Regions from separate parts of the Homo sapiens genome. Here region 1 is linked to region 2. The links are chromatin loops, found by intact Hi-C in ENCODE. Cell type or tissue: breast epithelium. All regions are shown on one strand.

The links. A loop is a pair of places that touch in the nucleus more often than their neighbours do. Peaks named below come from ENCODE experiments on the same cell type or tissue, not always from the same donor. Only the 100,000 strongest peaks of a DNase experiment are listed, where the experiment ranks them.
Region 1: it touches region 2 in a loop (9-fold over the local background); 3 of 110 quality-filtered maps call a loop at or near these places.

Annotation. Positions count from the first base shown.
Region 1 is chr12:49,293,576-49,301,575 of GRCh38, reverse strand. It overlaps PRPH (peripherin), which reads right to left and starts at 6,429. Exons shown (of 9, transcript NM_006262.4): 1 at 5,831-6,429; 2 at 5,338-5,398; 3 at 5,049-5,144; 4 at 4,520-4,687; 5 at 4,303-4,428; 6 at 3,999-4,219; 7 at 3,850-3,899; 8 at 3,539-3,618; 9 at 2,890-3,288. The coding sequence starts at 6,375. The coding sequence ends at 3,223. TROAP-AS1 (TROAP and PRPH antisense RNA 1) reads left to right here. Exons shown (of 8, transcript NR_120449.1): 5 at 3,870-4,860; 6 at 4,992-6,316; 7 at 7,041-7,128; 8 at 7,680-8,000. RefSeq lists a silencer at 3,876-4,170 and enhancers at 4,071-4,240, 3,980-4,524, 5,497-6,413, 6,414-7,331, 7,411-8,000. In breast epithelium, CTCF peaks have their summits at 4,669 (motif pointing left) and 4,869 (motif pointing right); a DNase peak (open chromatin) is centred at 4,047; H3K4me3 peaks cover 2,485 bases; H3K27ac peaks cover 385 bases; H3K27me3 peaks cover 5,065 bases.
Region 2 is chr12:49,695,295-49,703,294 of GRCh38, reverse strand. The region is part of intron 1 of FMNL3 (formin like 3); the gene reads left to right. Among named protein-coding and RNA genes, the nearest start is that of FMNL3, 8.1 kb to the left of the region's middle. RefSeq lists enhancers at 3,728-3,777, 4,018-4,077, 4,098-4,197, 5,826-6,327. In breast epithelium, no CTCF peak of the experiment used is centred here; a DNase peak (open chromatin) is centred at 3,869; H3K4me3 peaks cover 584 bases; H3K27ac peaks cover 1,580 bases.

The sequences.
Region 1 (8,000 bases), 400 kb after region 2:
GCTCCAGTGATCCTCCTACCTCAGCCTCCCAAGTAGCTGGGACCACAGGCTCATGCCACCATGCCCGGCTAATATTTTAATTTTTGTAGAAATGGGGTCTCTCTGTGTTGCTGAGGCTGGTCTCGAACTCCTGGCCTCAAACCATCCTCCCACCTTGGCCACCCAAAGTGCTGGGATTACAGGCATGAGTCTCCACACCTGGTCAGGAAATAGACATTTTCAAGCAGAGGCAGGGATGGTGATGGCATAATCTGATTTACTAAGGGTATTGAATAGATTTGGGCAGGTGGCAGAGCAGGCCAGGGGAAGGAAACCATTGATAATGTAGATAATGTGACCCACGCAAGATATGATGCTGGCCTGGACTAAGATGTTGGTAATGGGGATGGAGAGAACCAGACAGACTTGAAAGAGAGTTAAGAAGTAGACTTCATACCAGGCACAGTGGCTCATGCCTGTAATCCCAGCATTTTGGGAGGCTGAGGTGGGAGGATCACTTGCGCCCAGGAGTTTGAGACCAGCCTAAGCAACATAGGGAGGCCTTATCGCTACAAAAAATGGAAAAATTTGCTATGAGTGGTGGCAAGTTTCTGTGGTCCCAGCTACTCAAGAGGCTGAGGTGGGAGGATCACTTGAACCCAGGAGGTCAAGGTTGCAGTGAGCTATGATGGTGCCACTGCACTCCAGCCTGGGTGGCAGAGTGAGACCGTCTCAAAAAAAAAAAAAAAGCCTGACATGATGTCTTGTGCCTGTAATCCTAGCATTACTTTGGGCAGCTGAGGCAGGAGGATCATTTGAGCCCAGGAGTTCAATACCAGCCTGGGTGACATAGCAAGACCCCATCTCATGAAGCAAATTTAAAAATTATTTTTTGGGCTGGGCGAGGTGGCTCACTCCTGTATTCCCAGCATTTTGGGAGGCCGAGGTGAGCAGATCATGAGGTCAGGAGATGGAGACCATCCTGGCTAACACGGCGAAACCCCGTCTCTACTAAAAATACAAAAAAATTAGCTGGGTGTGGTGGCAGGCGCCTGTAGTCCCAGCTACTTGGGAGGCTGAGGCAGGAGAATGACATGAACCCAGGAGGCGGAGCTTGCAGTGAGCCGAGATTGCCCCACTGCACTCCAGCCTGGGTGACAGAGCAAGACTCCATCTCAAAAAAAAAAAAAAAAAAAATTATTTTTGGCCGGGTGCAGTGGCTCACGCCTGTAATCCCAGCACTTTGGGAGGCCGAGGTGGGTGAATCACCTGAGGTCAGGGGTTCGAGACCAGCCTGACCAACATGGTGAAACCCTGTCTCTACTAAAAAAACTTTACAAAATTAGCTGGGCATGGTGGTGCACACCTGTAATCTCAGGTATTTGGGAGGCTGAGGCAGGAGAATTGCTTGAACCCGGGAGATGGAGTTTGCAGTGAGTGGAGACTGAGCCACTGCACTCCAGCCTGGGCAACAAGAGCAAAACTCCATCTCAATAAATAAATAAATAAATAAATAAATAAATAAATGTGTGTGTGTATATATATATATATTTTTTTTTTGAGATGGAGTCTCGCTCTGTTGCCCAGGCTGGAGTGCAGTGGCACGGTCTCGGCTTGCTGCAACCTCTGCCTCCTGGGTTCAAGTGATTCTTCTGCCTCAGCCTCCCAAGTAGCTGAGACTACAGGCGCGTGCCACTACGCCTGGCTATTTTTTTTTTTTTTTTGAGACGGAGTCTCGCTCTGTTGCCCAGGCTGGAGTACAGTGGTATGATCTCAGCTCATTGCAAGCTCCGCCTCCTGGGTTCACACCATTCTTCTGCCTCAGCCTCCGGAGTAGCTGGGACTACAGGTGCCCGCCACCATGCCTGGCTAATTTTTTGTATTTTTTTTTAGTAGAAACGGGGTTTCACCATGTTAGCCAGGATGGTCTCGATCTCCTGACCTCGTGATCCGCCCGCCTTGGCCTCCCAAAGTGCTGGGATTACAGGCATGAGCCACCGTGCCTGGCCACCGGGCTTCTTCTTCTTCTTCTTCTTCTTCTTCTTCTTCTTCTTATTATTATTATTTGAGACAGAGTTTCGCTCTGTTGCCCAGGCTGGAGTGCAGTGGTGCGATCTCGGCTCACTACAACCTCCGCCTCCCAGGTTCAAGCGATTCTCCTGCCTCAGCCTCCCAAGTGGCTGGGATTACAGGCACCCGCCATCACACCCAGCTAATTTTTTTATTTTTAGTAGAGACAGGGTTTCACCATGTTGGCCAGGCTCTTCTTGAACTCCTGACCTCAAGTGATCCACCCGCCTTGGCCTCCCAAAGTGCTGGGATTACAGGTGTGAGCCACCACGCCCGGCCATTTTTTTGTAGTTTTAGTAGAGACAAGGTTTCACCATGTTAGCCAGGATGGTCTTGATCTCCTGACCTCATGATCCACCTGCCTCGGCCTCTCAAAGTGCTGGGATTACAGGCGTGAGCCACCGCGCCCAGCCTATTAAAATTTTTTAAATAACAAAAGAAGTAGACTTCACAGAATTTGGGGTCAGGTGAAGAAAAGAAGGGTGCATAAGCTGAGGTGAATTCTAACTTGGGCACTAGGTGTCTTAGTGGTGCCTTCTTCTGGGGCAAGGAATCCAGAGGAAGAGCATGATTGCAGAGGGAGGTGAGGAGCTCTGTTTGGGACAGGTTGAGTTTGAGTGGCCTGTGAGGCACCCAGCAGGTGGCTGGGCATTCCAGGCTGCAGGTGAGGGACAAAAGCTGAAAAGGAATGGACAGAGGTAGAAAACCTAGAAGGGTATATTGATGCCAAGAGAGTGACAGCCAGAAAAGAAATGACTCGAGACAAAGGGAGAACACCGCCGAGGCTCCTCCCCTCAGGTACCGCACACACACTTCCACAGAAACAAATGCACTGGAGAGTTTTCTCTTGACAGCATTTTATTTGGTTCAAATGTGAAACTCAGACCCTGGCTCACCCACTTCTCATCGTGGCTGGAGTAGATTTGTCCTGAGGGGGGATCATTGGCTTCTTATCGGGACATGAAAAGGGAAGCACATAGGTCACATCAAGTGTCAGGGCAGGGAGAGGCCCAGCGACTGCTGGCCGGGTAGGGCTTGGCCATAAGCCAGGAAAGGGATGCCTGGTACCACCTTTTAGACACATGCAGAGGGAGAGGAGACAATTCAGGAGTGGTCTTAGGGTTTGGGCTTTGAGCAGGCCTAGGGCAGAGTCAAGGCTCCGGACCAAGGGGTTCAGTAACTGTGGGCAGAAGACTTGTCCAGCTCACTGCGCTGCTCCTTCTGGGACTCTGTCACCACCTGCTGGGGACAGGGCATATGATGGGCACAAGCCATTCAGCGCCACCCTCCATCCTACTCCTTTGGATCATAGAGCCCCACTCCCTGGGGTAACCAGCAGAGGCTCCTGGTTATCTATCCACGTTCTCTGTCTCCTTCTCTGTCTCTCCCCAAGAATTACCCACCCTAAGTAAGATTAGCGACAGCCAGGCTGGGGCTCAGAAATAATATGGGAAATGGTGGGGTCCTGGCATTAGGGGACCTGCCTCACCTCCCCATTCCGGGTCTCAATGGTCTTGATCAGAACCGTCTTCCGGCTGTGGCTGTCCTGGGGAGGCTCCACCTCAGGCACTGAAGAAAGCAGGATAAAGGGTTCAAGGGGGAAGGCGTGGGAATCTCTCCTCTTAGGCTCCCACTGCTATCCCTGAGGGCAGGGGAGGGGCGGGTTTGAGGAGTAGGGGTGGGTACAGGCCAGGACCCAGAAGTTCCGTGGGGAGAAGAGATCCCTGAGGTGAGCCAGAGCAAGAGCCCGAGGAGGGCAGAAGTGGACAAGGAGAGGTACAGGCTGTAAGCCAGACTCACCAGTCGTCTTTATATTTAAGGAGGCAAAAGAATGGACGGGCACGGAGATCCTAGAGGCGAAGCAAGTTGTCAGCGCCCCTGCCCAGGCCCCGCCCTGCCCGGCCCAGTCCCGACCCCGCCCTGCCCCGCCCCAGCAGCTCCACCCTCACCGGCTCTCCTCGCCCTCCAGCAGCTTGCGGTAGGTGGCGATCTCGATGTCCAGGGCCATCTTGACGTTGAGGAGCTCCTGGTACTCCCTCAGGTGCCGCGCCATCTCCTCTTTTAGCTGTCGCAGCTCCTCCTCGAGCCGCGCAGCGCCCGCCTGGTAGCCCCCCGCCTCCAGGGCGAACTGCTCCTCCAGCTCTCTCAACTGCCTGAGCAGCGCCTCGTTCTGGGGTAGGAGAGTGGAAGGGGCCAGTTGCAGAACATTTCATCGTCCGCTCCCCGGGCCCGAGCGCGCAGCTTCGTACTCACCGTGCCGCGCAGCCCGTCCACCTCGCACGTTAGACTCTGGATCTGGCGTCGGGACTCGTTCATCTCCTGCTTGGCCTGGCGCAGGGCCTCGTGGTTCCGGTTGGCAGCGTCGGACAGGTCCGCGTACTGAGAAGTGGGGGTAACCCAGGCTTTAGTCGGCTGGGACGCGCGACACCACCCCAGCGTCCCGCCTCGCAGGCCCTCCCGGCTCTTGCACCTTGGACTTGTACCACTCCTCCGCCTCCTGCAGGTTCTTCGCGGCGATGCTCTCGTACTGCGCGCGGATGTCCCTCAGCGCTGCCGTCAGCTCGGGCTTCACCGTGGCTTCCACCTCCACCTGCTGCACCTGCTGGCTCTCCACACTCACCTGCAGGTCTCGCAGCTCCTACGGCCGGGAGCAGGCAGAGGATGGACAGCGGCGCAAATTCCACGCGGGCCACGCAGTTCGTGCACAGAAAAGAGAAGAAACGCTTGAACGAACAGAAGTGGGCGCCAGGGAGGGCAGGGCGTACAGCCCTGCGCCCCCGCGGGCGCGAGACCAGAGGCCAGGTTTCGGAGGTACAGCCCCGCTGCCCGCCGCCAGGTGGCGCAAGGGTGGGAGTCTAACCACCTGTAGACTAGGGTGGAGGGGCTGCGTCTACCCAGCATCGTCCTGATCCCCAGGGCGATGCCTCCGCTCCACCCGCCAGCTCCAGCGAGACCACCCCACAACCTCAGAAACCGCCCCTGATACCGGGCCCACTTACCTCCTCGTGCAGCTTCTTGAGGAACTCAATCTCATCCATCAGAGACTCAATCTTGCGCTCTAGTTCCAGGCGGGACAGAGTGGCATCGTCCACGTCCTTCGAGGGGTGGCAGTGGAGGTTCAAGATAAGTTAGGGGCTGCGCAGACCAAGGAAGGACCAGGCCTTCCCTGTCTGCCTCAGGAGGCATCTGGGTTACCCCCTTCTCCCCGCGCCCACCGATGCCACCTCTGGATACTGAGATCGGGGGTAGCGGTGGGGAGGCTGAACTCGGAGAGGGGCTCGGACTCACCTTGCGGAAGAGCACGAGGTTGTGCTCCGCGTCCTCCCGCTTGCGCGTCTCCTCCTCCAACCTGACGGGAAGAGCGTGCAGAGGCTGAACTGCGGGGTCGCCGCCCAGCTCGCACCCCAGACCGCACGCCCCCCAGGATCCGGTTAGAGGCTGTTCTGCTGCCCAGGACTCTAAATGGAGGGCTGAGGCTGTCTAATGGAATTGCCCCGCATTGTCTCTAACGGACTGGGAGCTGAAAAGGGGGTTTCCTCATTACTCAGGGGAGGCACAGATACCCACTTCTCCCACCTCCCCAAACACTCAGAGCAAAGGGGTAGCGGGGGGCACTTGGAGCCCGTGGGCAGGGATGCTGCCCGCACACACCTGGGTTGGTAAGGGGAGCCACACCCTTGGGCTGCTGATGGAGAGGGGAAGCGAGGGGAGGCAAGAGCAGCCGCCTCGACGGCCGCTTCGACCTCGCCTCGACGGCAGCGGCCCAGCCCTGCCCCCTGACCTCTGCTTGAGCGCCGCCAGGTCCTCCGCCAGCCCGTCGCGCTCCACCTGCACCCGGTCACGCTCGCGGCCCAACAGCTCCAGCTCTCGCCGCAGCTCGCGCAGCTCCTGCTGGCACAGCTGGTCGGCGCGCGCCGGCTCCTGGCCCCGGGCTTGGCTCAGCTCCCCGCGCAGGGCCGCGTTCTGCTGCTCCAGAAAGCGTACCTTCTCGATGAAGTTGGCGAAGCGGTCGTTGAGCTCCTGCAGCTCCTGCTTCTCGTTGCTGCGCGTGGCCAGGAACTCCTGGTTGAGGGCCTCGGCCATGGAGAAGTCGAGGCGCTCCGAGGGCAGGCGCAGGAGGGCGCCCGCTCCCGCTCGGGGGCTACGGAAGCTGCCCAGGCGCACCGAGGAGCTCGGGGACGCGGAGCCCAGCAGGCGGCTGCTGGAGAAGCGGGAGCTGGACGAGTAGGAGAAGGCCCCGGGGGATAGTGAGGGCGGTGGACCGAAGGTACGGCGGTATGAGGTGGAGCTGAAGCCGGCCCGGAGGCCCGACGGGTGGTGGCTCATTGCGGCCAAGGATGGGCAGTCACCGTTCGCAGAGCTAGGCCGGGGGCTGGGAAGGAGCCGCAGACCGCTGCGAGGCGGCTTTATAGCCCTGCGGTCTCAGGGGGGGCACGGGCAGCTCCTCCCACTGGCCTGATGGCCCGCTGGAGGGGGGTTGTATGGGGAGGGGGATGCCCCACCCCTGCGGAACAGCAGGAGCGCCTTCCCCTCCCTTCCCTGGTTGCAGGCCTCTACCCACTTGATTGCCCCCTGTTGCCGCTGGGGTGGGGGTCACTTCCTCCCAACAAGCACCCAAAGCTAGAACCTAGGGTAGGAAGGCCTGACTTGAACTAGAGTCCCTGAAAATTGCGAGGTAGAAGGACCTGAAGTTAAAGGGCAGGCTTCTGGCACAGGAGTAGGGAGGAGGCCAGCTGGAGGGAGAGTTGACCTGGCTTAGGCCCCATAGCTAGTGCCTTGACTTGCCCCCTGAAGGCCAGGCTCTATTTTCACCTGCTGTCAGCTACCCCTCCTTCACCACACCCAGAGAGGAATAGGAGACAGGGGCGCAGAGGCAGATCGGGCTGGGGAAGAGCTACTCTCCCTAATCCCCAGGGCCCTGTGAAGGGCTGGTGCCTGGCGCCAGCTCTGCTGCTAATGGGCTGACCAGCCCCCCTCCCCCTCCCCTGAAGACGGCCCAGCAGAGGTTGTCTGCTGATGTTTCAGCCTTAAAGACACAGCCCCCAAACCTAGACCTACCCCGCAACAAGCCCCAATGAGGTGGGTACATCATAGGGGGCTGAGGGTGGCTGGACCCAGCTCTGGATCCCACTCGGGAGGGTCTGCCCCATGCCACGGGCTGGGCTAAGTGGGCCTTTTGTATTCTGTCTTGGTTTACTGGATTCTCCCTCCCCCCAACCCCACACCAATTGCTGCTCAGTCATGGGCTTTACAGGAACCAGAGTGATTCCTGAGGTAGGAAGGGGAGGGGGCTGAGGGGCAACAGCGGCTGCCAAGGCTGAGAGATGGATGGACTGGCAGGAGCTGGTTTCCAGTATTGATGAGTTGCAGGTACCAGGGATGGGTGGGGCTGGATGGGGAAGAGATGGGGAAAGAGAAAGTGCCCATCCCCAGCAGTCTGAAAGAGAGAAGGCCCCAGAACAGGTCCACAAACCTGCGCACGCAAACAGATGCATACACACAGCTTTGTATATCTATGCGCACACACACTACATACACACACATACACACACAATCACACATCCCACCACACCCTCCCCTACTCCAGAGTTAGCGAGAAGGCTGATATCTGGCCTTTGTATGTCAAACAGCTTCCAGAATGCAAGCACAACCTGCCCAGGAGTGGACAGAGGCAGCTCGGATGGTCTGCAGGAGCCGGGTTGCTGAGGTCTGCTGGGTTTGCCAGGAACCATAGGGCTGGGGCTGCTGCTGCTGCTGGGGACTCCAGCGCTGTCCTGTGAGACAGGTCTGCCTCAGATGGGACCTGAGGACAAGAGAGTGCATCTGGGGAAGCAGGTTTCAGGTTCCTGCCTGGATATCTGGCTGGGGGTAAGGAGGGCGGCTCCCTGGCTGGCCAGCTCCTCAGTATTGCAGGGCAGCAGCCCCCTCCCCCCTTTGTGCGTCCTGTGAGA
Region 2 (8,000 bases):
CTCAGAAGCTAGTATTCTGGCCAGTACTGGACTTTCCATAGAGAGGGGAGGCAGAGGGCTCTAAGGTCTTTGAAAGGATAGCTGTCTGTCTTTGTTGTGATTGTACTCTGATTTTTCTCTTTGTTGATTTACTACAGACTTGACATGGAGTCTAAAAGTTCTGATGCCAGAAAAAGCCCTGTATATCCCTTAGGAGGAGGCTTTCAGGGCATAAGGGTAGGGTTGTGTGACAGGAGCTATCCCTGCTGCAGTTTCTCCTCTCACATTTCCCTGGTGATGACTGACAACTTGGGGGTTTTTCTGTAAGTGTAGCATTGATGTGGGAGCTAAGCTGGCCTGGGTGCTAGTTGTCTAAGAGGCTTTGAGGGGCCTCCTTTGACACAGAAATGGGCTGGGAAAAACTTGGACTAAATATCAGGTTCCAAATCACCATGGTGGAAATTTTTTTCCCAGCCCTCAGGATTGTGGTGAATTAGTTCAGGCTAGAATAGAACTTGGGAGGGGGCAGGGAAAGGGCCTTTCACAGCAGCTGGTCAGAGGAACCTTCTTCTTGTTCAGAGACCCCACAGAGAAGACCCTAGACCACAGAGAGGAGTCTTATTCCCTTGACCTTCTGATATGACCCTGCCTTAGTCTGGGGGAAGCCTGTGTGTGGTGGGGAAGGGACTGATGGAGTGGACTCTGTCATTTGGGAATGTTTTCATTGCCCAGAGGGAGATTCAGCGTTTTTTTGTTTTGTTTTGTTTTGTTTTCCTCTTAAAGTAATACTTATTCTCTAAAGAAAGTATGGGACAATTCAGAAAGAAGAAAAGACTAAAGATTTAGGTTAAAGAAAAACATCCATATTTTCTCTAGTTTCTTTACCAAATGCAAATATTTTCTTAGTTCCTTTACCAAATGCAGCTGATGTGCTTTAAAACCTTTATATTTTTTTCTCTGCATAGAGTTTTATACAATGTTTTGATATTTGATTTATTTATTTAAGACAGAGTCTCGCTCTGTCACCCATGGTGGAGTGCAGTGACATGATCATGGCTCACTGCACCTCACTGCAGCTTTGAACTCCCAGGCTTGAGTGATCCTCCTGCCTCAGCCTCCTGAGTAGCTAGACCACAGGCGTGCGCCACCATGCCTGGCTAATTTTTTCATTTTTTGTAGAGATGGGGTCTTGCTTTGTTGCCCACATTGGTTTCAAACTCCTAGGCTCAAGTGATTCTCCCACCTCAGTCACCCAAAGTATTGGGATTTTAGGCATGAGCCACCATGCCCTGCCAGTATATATGTTTTTTATCCAGTTTTTTTGTTTGTTTTTTGCTTTTGTTATTTCATTAGTTTTCCCAGGCTAGTAATTGTAAGTGGTTTGTTTTTGTTTTTGAGACAGTCTTACTCTGTCACCCAGGCTGGAATGCAGTGGTACAATCTCTGCTCACTGCAACCTCTGCCTCCTGGGTTCAAGCGATTCTCCTGCCTCGCCTCCCAAATAGCTGGGATGACAGGCGCCTGCCACCACGCCTGGCTAATTTTTGTGTTTTTAGTAGAGACGGGGTTTCACCATGTGTTGGCCAGGCTGGTCTCGAACCCCTGGCCTCAAGTGATCTGCCCACCTCGGCCTCCCAAAGTGCTGGGATTACAGGCAAGAGCCACCAAGCCTGGCCTGTAAACATTTAAATGCTTGTACGATGGTCCATCAAGTGAAGGTACCTTTGTTTGCTTACCCATACACCTTTTCTTAGATATTTAGGTTTTTTGCTTCTGTTTGTCATCATAAACAATGCTGTGATGAACATCTTGGTGTACAAAGTATTTTCAATATTTAGAGTTTTCCTTGGGATAGAAACTCAAAATAGAACTTGCTAGATTGTAGGATATAACTGTTTTTGTTTCCAAATGGTTTTTAAAAGAGGGAATAATGTATGAGAAGGTTTTTAAAAGGATGGAAGAGGATTGAGAATAGCTTCTTTTCTCCTGATTATGAAAATAATAAATATTTATTAGGTAAATTTGGAACTTACTGAAAAGTGTAAAGAAGATAATAAAACCTATAATCTCACCATCTACTATTAACACTTTGATGTACGTGTATATATATTTTTTAACAATTGGGATCATACTGTGTATATTGTTTTGTAAACTGATTTGTTCATTTACTATTTTAAGCATTTTCTCATTTGCTTATATATTATTCAGTATCATTATTTCTTTTTTTTTTTTTTTTTGAGATGGAGTCTCACTCTGTTGCCCGGGCTGGAGTGCAATGGCCCGATCTCGGCTCACTGCAACCTCCATCTCCTGGGTTCAAGCAATTCTCCTGCCTCAGCCTCCCAAGTAGCTGGGATTACAGACGCCCACCACCACGCCTGGCTAATTTTTTTGTATTTTTAGTAGAGATGGGGTTTCACCATGTTGGCCAGGCTGGTCTCAAACTTCTGACCTTAGATCTACCCACCTCGGCCTCCCAAAGTGCTGGGATTACAGGTGTGAGCCACTGCGCCCGGCCCAGTATCATGATTTCATTACTGCATAGTACTCTATAATATTTTATCACTGCCTTATGTTGCCTTTTTTTTTTTTTTTTTTTTTGAGGTGGAGTCTTGCTGTGTCGCCCAGGTTGGAGTGCAATGGTGCGATCTCGGCTCACTGTAACCTCTGCTTCCTGGGTTCAAGCAATTCTTCTGCCTCAACCTCCTGAGTAACTGGGATTACAGGTGCATGCCACCATGCCTGGCTAATTTTTGTAGTTTCATTAGAGATGGGTTTTTGCCACGTTGGCCAGGCTGATCTCAAACTCCTGACCTCACGCGACCCACCTGCCTCGGCCTCCCAAAGTTTTGGGATTATAGGCATGAGCCACTGCGTCCAGCGTATCTTACCCTTTTAAAATCTCTTTTTTTTTTTTTTTTTTTGAGACGGATTCTCACTCTGTCGCCCAGGCTGGAGTGCAGTGGCTCGATCTCGGCTCACTACAAGCTCTGCCTCCCGGGTTCACACCATTCTTCTGCCTTAGCTTCCCGAGTAGCTGGGACTACAGGCGCCCGCCACCACGCCTGGCTAATTTTTTGTGTTTTTAGTAGAGATGGGGTTTCACCATGTTAGCCAGGATGGTCTCAATCTCCTGACCTCGTGATCCACCTGCCTCGGCCTCCCAAAGTGCTGGGATTACAGGCGTGAGCACCACGCCCAGCCTAAAATCTTTTTTTTGCTGTTACAAATAACACTGTGTTGAACATCCTGTGCATAAATATTTGTGTCCATCTCTGATTATTTCCTTAGGATAAATTGCTAGAAGTGGAATTATTGGGCCAAAGGGTATATGGTTTTTAAAGGCGTTTGAGACATATATCTTCTGAAAAAGTTTTATCAGTTACCTTTTCCACTGATAGTATATGTGTCTACCTTTCTCTGTAAGCTAACCGTTACTGAGTGAATTAATGTTTTTAAAGCCTTTGCCAGTTTGATTAATTAGACATGGTATCTTGTTTTACTTTGCAGTTCTCTGAACATTTCATTTTAAGTGTTTTGGCCATCTTTTATTTGCGTTCTTTGCTCTCTGTTGGGGATTTATTATATACATATGTCTATGTAATAAATGTATACATTTCGTATAGTTTTTCATTATAAAATATTTTTCACGTATAAAAGCATATGTAACTGTTATGTAAGGTTAAAATAATAAAATGGATGCCATTGTATCCACTGTGGAGTTCTTGGAATTGCTTCCTGCCCGTTACTTTCTTCCTGCTACTTTATCTGGGATGAAAAAGCCCTTTCTCAGGACTCATTGGGTCTGTGTTCTGCAGCTGGGACAGTCCAGGTGGCAGCCACACCAGTGCTTCCTAATTCTGTCTGTGGGGAAACAACTGCTACAGCTGGTGAGAACAGGAACTGGTCTTGGTGGAAATAACTAATCTTCAGTGAAGTGAAAAAAGAAGCCAAAGTGGAGAGGAAATGAGACCACAGATCCTCCCCTGCCCCTGAGGTTGCTTGGGGAGGCTGGGCAGAGCCGGGGTCCTGGTTCTGTGGTCAACACCAAAGTATGTGCCCCAGAAGTGACTGTAGTAAGCCCATGGGACAGCAGTGTTGGCTGCCTGAAGTCAGCGTGTCATCTGGTCTGCCAGACCAGTCACTTCCATTCTGGGGAAACATTTCTCCCACGTCTCCAGACCAGTCTCTTCCATTCTGGGGAAACATTTCTCCCACGTCTGAGCTGAGCAATAGCAGAGCCAGGGAAAGGCTAGGGGTTCATCGCGGTTCGGAAATGACTTTAAAGAAGGGGAGGACCTTTTTCTTTGAAGATAGAGGAGGGGACGGTCCTGTCAGCACACAGGCTCCTCCTCTCCTGCTTCTTGCTGGGTACTTCTGAATAGCAGCAGGTGAGAACTTCAGGGATTTAAGATTGTCATTCATAGAGAAGTGAAGTGGATTCCAGAATAGAACTGAGCTGGGCAGCTAGAATTCCTGCATTCCATTTCCAGTCTCTCTCTTTTGCCTCTCTGGGCAAAGTTATGTCTTTGTATCTTGTTTTCCTTTCACATGGAGAGTGAGTCAGTCCCCCAGGAAAGGTGTAGAAATGTCAAGCTCCCTCTGTGTCCTGGAGATACTCTTGTTGTCTTTGCCTCCCACTTTCCTCTCTACTTCTCTTTTCCTCTTTTAGAATCTTCCTCTTTCCAGGTTCTCTTACGCTTTCTGTCTTCCATCACCTCACAACAAAGTTGTGGGTTGGGGTTTGTGTGTTGGGTAGGGGAGGACATGGATAGGGTGTTTTTTTTTTTTGGGGGTGGGGAGCAGTATCTCCCCTCCTGCAGCTTTACTATTATGCATACTCTTCTTAGTTTATAAAGTATTTTTAGGTCCTTGAAAGGTGTTCTCAATAATGTCCAGAACCACGAGGGGCTAGCAGAATTATTTACATGGCAGATTTTGCCAGTAGAGGACAAGTTTAGGCTCTTGTATATTAGTGATGGTTTAATTCTTATCCTTATCCCCCACGTCCATCTCTTTTACCACCTTATCCCCCCTCACCCAGAGTTATGGCCAAAACTGGAGTTGGGGCTGGTGATCTTACCTCTGGGTCCCTTATACACACCAACAGGGAAGATACGTACTTTGTTTCTCCCCTGTTTGCTCATTTCTACTCAAATTCAGAATGGAGAATATCATAATCCTCTTTTAATTGTACGGTGCCTCTCTAAGAAAGTTGACATGAGCCTGGTCGTTGGGTACTTTAGGAGATGGATATTTGGTTTTAAAAACTACCTATAGCTTAGAGCAGTTTCTGTTCTTGTTTTTACACAGAAGCTGGGGAGCCAGTCAATAGATCCTCCTAGTGTTTCCCATGAAATCTTAAAAAAAATTTTGTTCTGGGAGGAAGCAGTAGACCATTGGTTTTGGAATCAGAAGACTTAGGTTCTGATCCAGCTTTATAGTCTTTTTTTTTTTCAGCTGCACGACTTTAGGCAAATCCTGTAACTTTTCTGAGTCAATTTCATCCTTTATGACACGTGTGAGGATAATACCTATCCTACAGGTTTTTGAGGATGCTTACAGGAGACAACATAGTGAAAACACTTTGTAACCTATAAAGGTGCTAAAAATAAATATTTATTGTATATACATTACCCACTTTATCTCGTCTCAGAATTCCATAATTTAAAGTAGCTTTCAACTGAGGGAGGTATTGTCCCAGGAGGGAGTTTTTGGAAGCACTTGAGGATGTTTTGATTATCATACTGACTGGGAGTGCTAGGCTTTCTAGCTGAGAGCCAAGGCTGTTAAACATCCCTCTGTGTTTGGGTCATGTTTTGGTGAGTCCCACACAATGAAGAAGGATCCTGCCCAAAATGTGATTGGCACCCCTACTGAGATTTGCCTTCCACTTATCTGTACCTCCTTTGTCCTGTGTACCAATTGAGGATGAAGCTTCAAGAGCAGTAAAAGGGAAGACAGAGCCATGGTGTGTGGTGCTTTCTTGGTTTTCCCATTTCCTAGCACACCTTTAGGAAAGAGGTGGACCTCTTTTTATTACCTCTGCCTGTTGGTTTAATACCTGATTCCTCTGTACTGTGGGCTCTACCCTAAAACTCATCAAGTGGCAGTTTGGGATGTACATACTACACTCACCCCCTGGTCAGTTACTCAAGCCAGAGTAAAAGTTTTTATAAGTTGGGAATATGTTTGAGAGATCTGTCAACAGTAGTTCTCAATCTTTTGGGTAACAGATTCCTTTGGAAATCCAGTTAAACCTGTGGTCCCTATTTCCCCTCTCCCCCTCCCATCTATGTATGAACACATGTAGTATTTTGGGAGTTTTAAAGACCATTTTTGGATTTGCTGAGGAAGCCCTGGCTGCCAGCCTGGAGGAATGGGAAGTGATAGCTGGGTGAGGAAACTCTACTGCAGGAACTCCTTGATACAGTTTTAGTACTCTTGATCCTTGGTAAGAAGGAGCCCTGGTTATTGGTTCAGATAAAATAATGCTGCTGTTAGTGGTTCCAACAAAAAGAGCTTGTTGAAACTTGGGTGATTCCCATTCAGAGGAAGATATTCAGGCCCCTGGACAGTTTAACTTTGATTAAGGATCCTTTGTGATGGGGTCTACCTCTTTGAACTAGGGCCCTAGCCCTCAACCTTTGGGAAGATCCAGGTGGAGATAATAGGATGTACAGCTGGCCCTCCTTATCTGTGGGTTCTGTATCTGTGGATTCAACCAACTTCAGATATAAAATATTTGAAAAAATTGTGCATGTACTGATCATGTAGCGTTTTTTTCCTTGTAATTATTCTGTAAACAAAACAGTATAACAACTGTAGGTGAGTCTTAAACAACAAGGCCTTGAATTGTGTGGGTGAGCTTATACGCAGATTTTTCAATCAAACGAGAATTGAGTAGTAAGAATTGAAAACCTTACAAGGAGGGCAGACTTTTTCATACACATGGGTTCCATGGGGCCTGTGGAGTTTGAGTATGCTCAGGTTTTGGTTCCAGGACCAGGCTTGGAGCCATTTGGTCTGGTCCTGGAACCAATTCCCCACATATACTGAGGGACAACTGTATTTACATAGCACTTAATTGTATTATGTATTATAAACAGTTTAGAGGTGATTTAAAGTATACAGGAGGATGTGTGTAGGTTGTATGCAATTACTATATAATTTTATATCAGAGACTTGAGCATCTGGGGATTTTGGTATTCTAGAGAGGTCCTAGAACCAATCCCCTTCAAATACCAAGAGACAGCTATATTTTCACAAATCCCAGGAACCCAGTGGCCTCTTGCAGTGACGGCCAAAGGTTAGATAATATCCTGTGTTTGGAGGTACTACCTGCCTAAAGCAGCAACTCTTTCCTGCAGGCCTGAGGTCCTTGGGGGAATATCTGGGTAGTGAGCTTCCCAGCATCTGCCTGGGAGAAGGATGGATGGAACGTTTGTTTCTCTAGCAATGCTTAAATCCTCTCTTCTACCTTACAAAAAAAAAAAATGACCTGTACCTTTTTTGACTGCTCGGATATTTCATAACAGAATTTTTGTAGGAAAATTTACATCTTTTGGGGGACTTATGAAAAAAAATCTTTAAGACAACACTCTGTTTTTTTCTGAGTAGAGTCCCTCATCTCATCCTTTTAGGAATGGCTCAGTGTCTGGTCCTTACCGACTGCCTGGATTTAACTTGTAAAGGTTAAGGAAAGACAGTTAACATTTGTTGGATGTATGCCGCGTACTTTGACATGTTTTATCTCATTTAACTTAACAACAACTCTATGAGGCAGTATTTCACTGCAGTGTTTTTTTACAGGCAATATGAAGCTAGGGCTCAGAGGGGTTAACTAAGCGGGGATGGTCTCAGCTTAAATGTCACTAACTTAGGCCTTAAGGAAACTATTTTTGGTTAGATTTTTTATTCATGCTAAAAGGACTGTTGGAAAAACAACTTCTAAAAGATGCTTAATCTTTTATTTTTTATATATAGATTTTAAATTAATAAAAAAGTATCTGTAAGGGTAC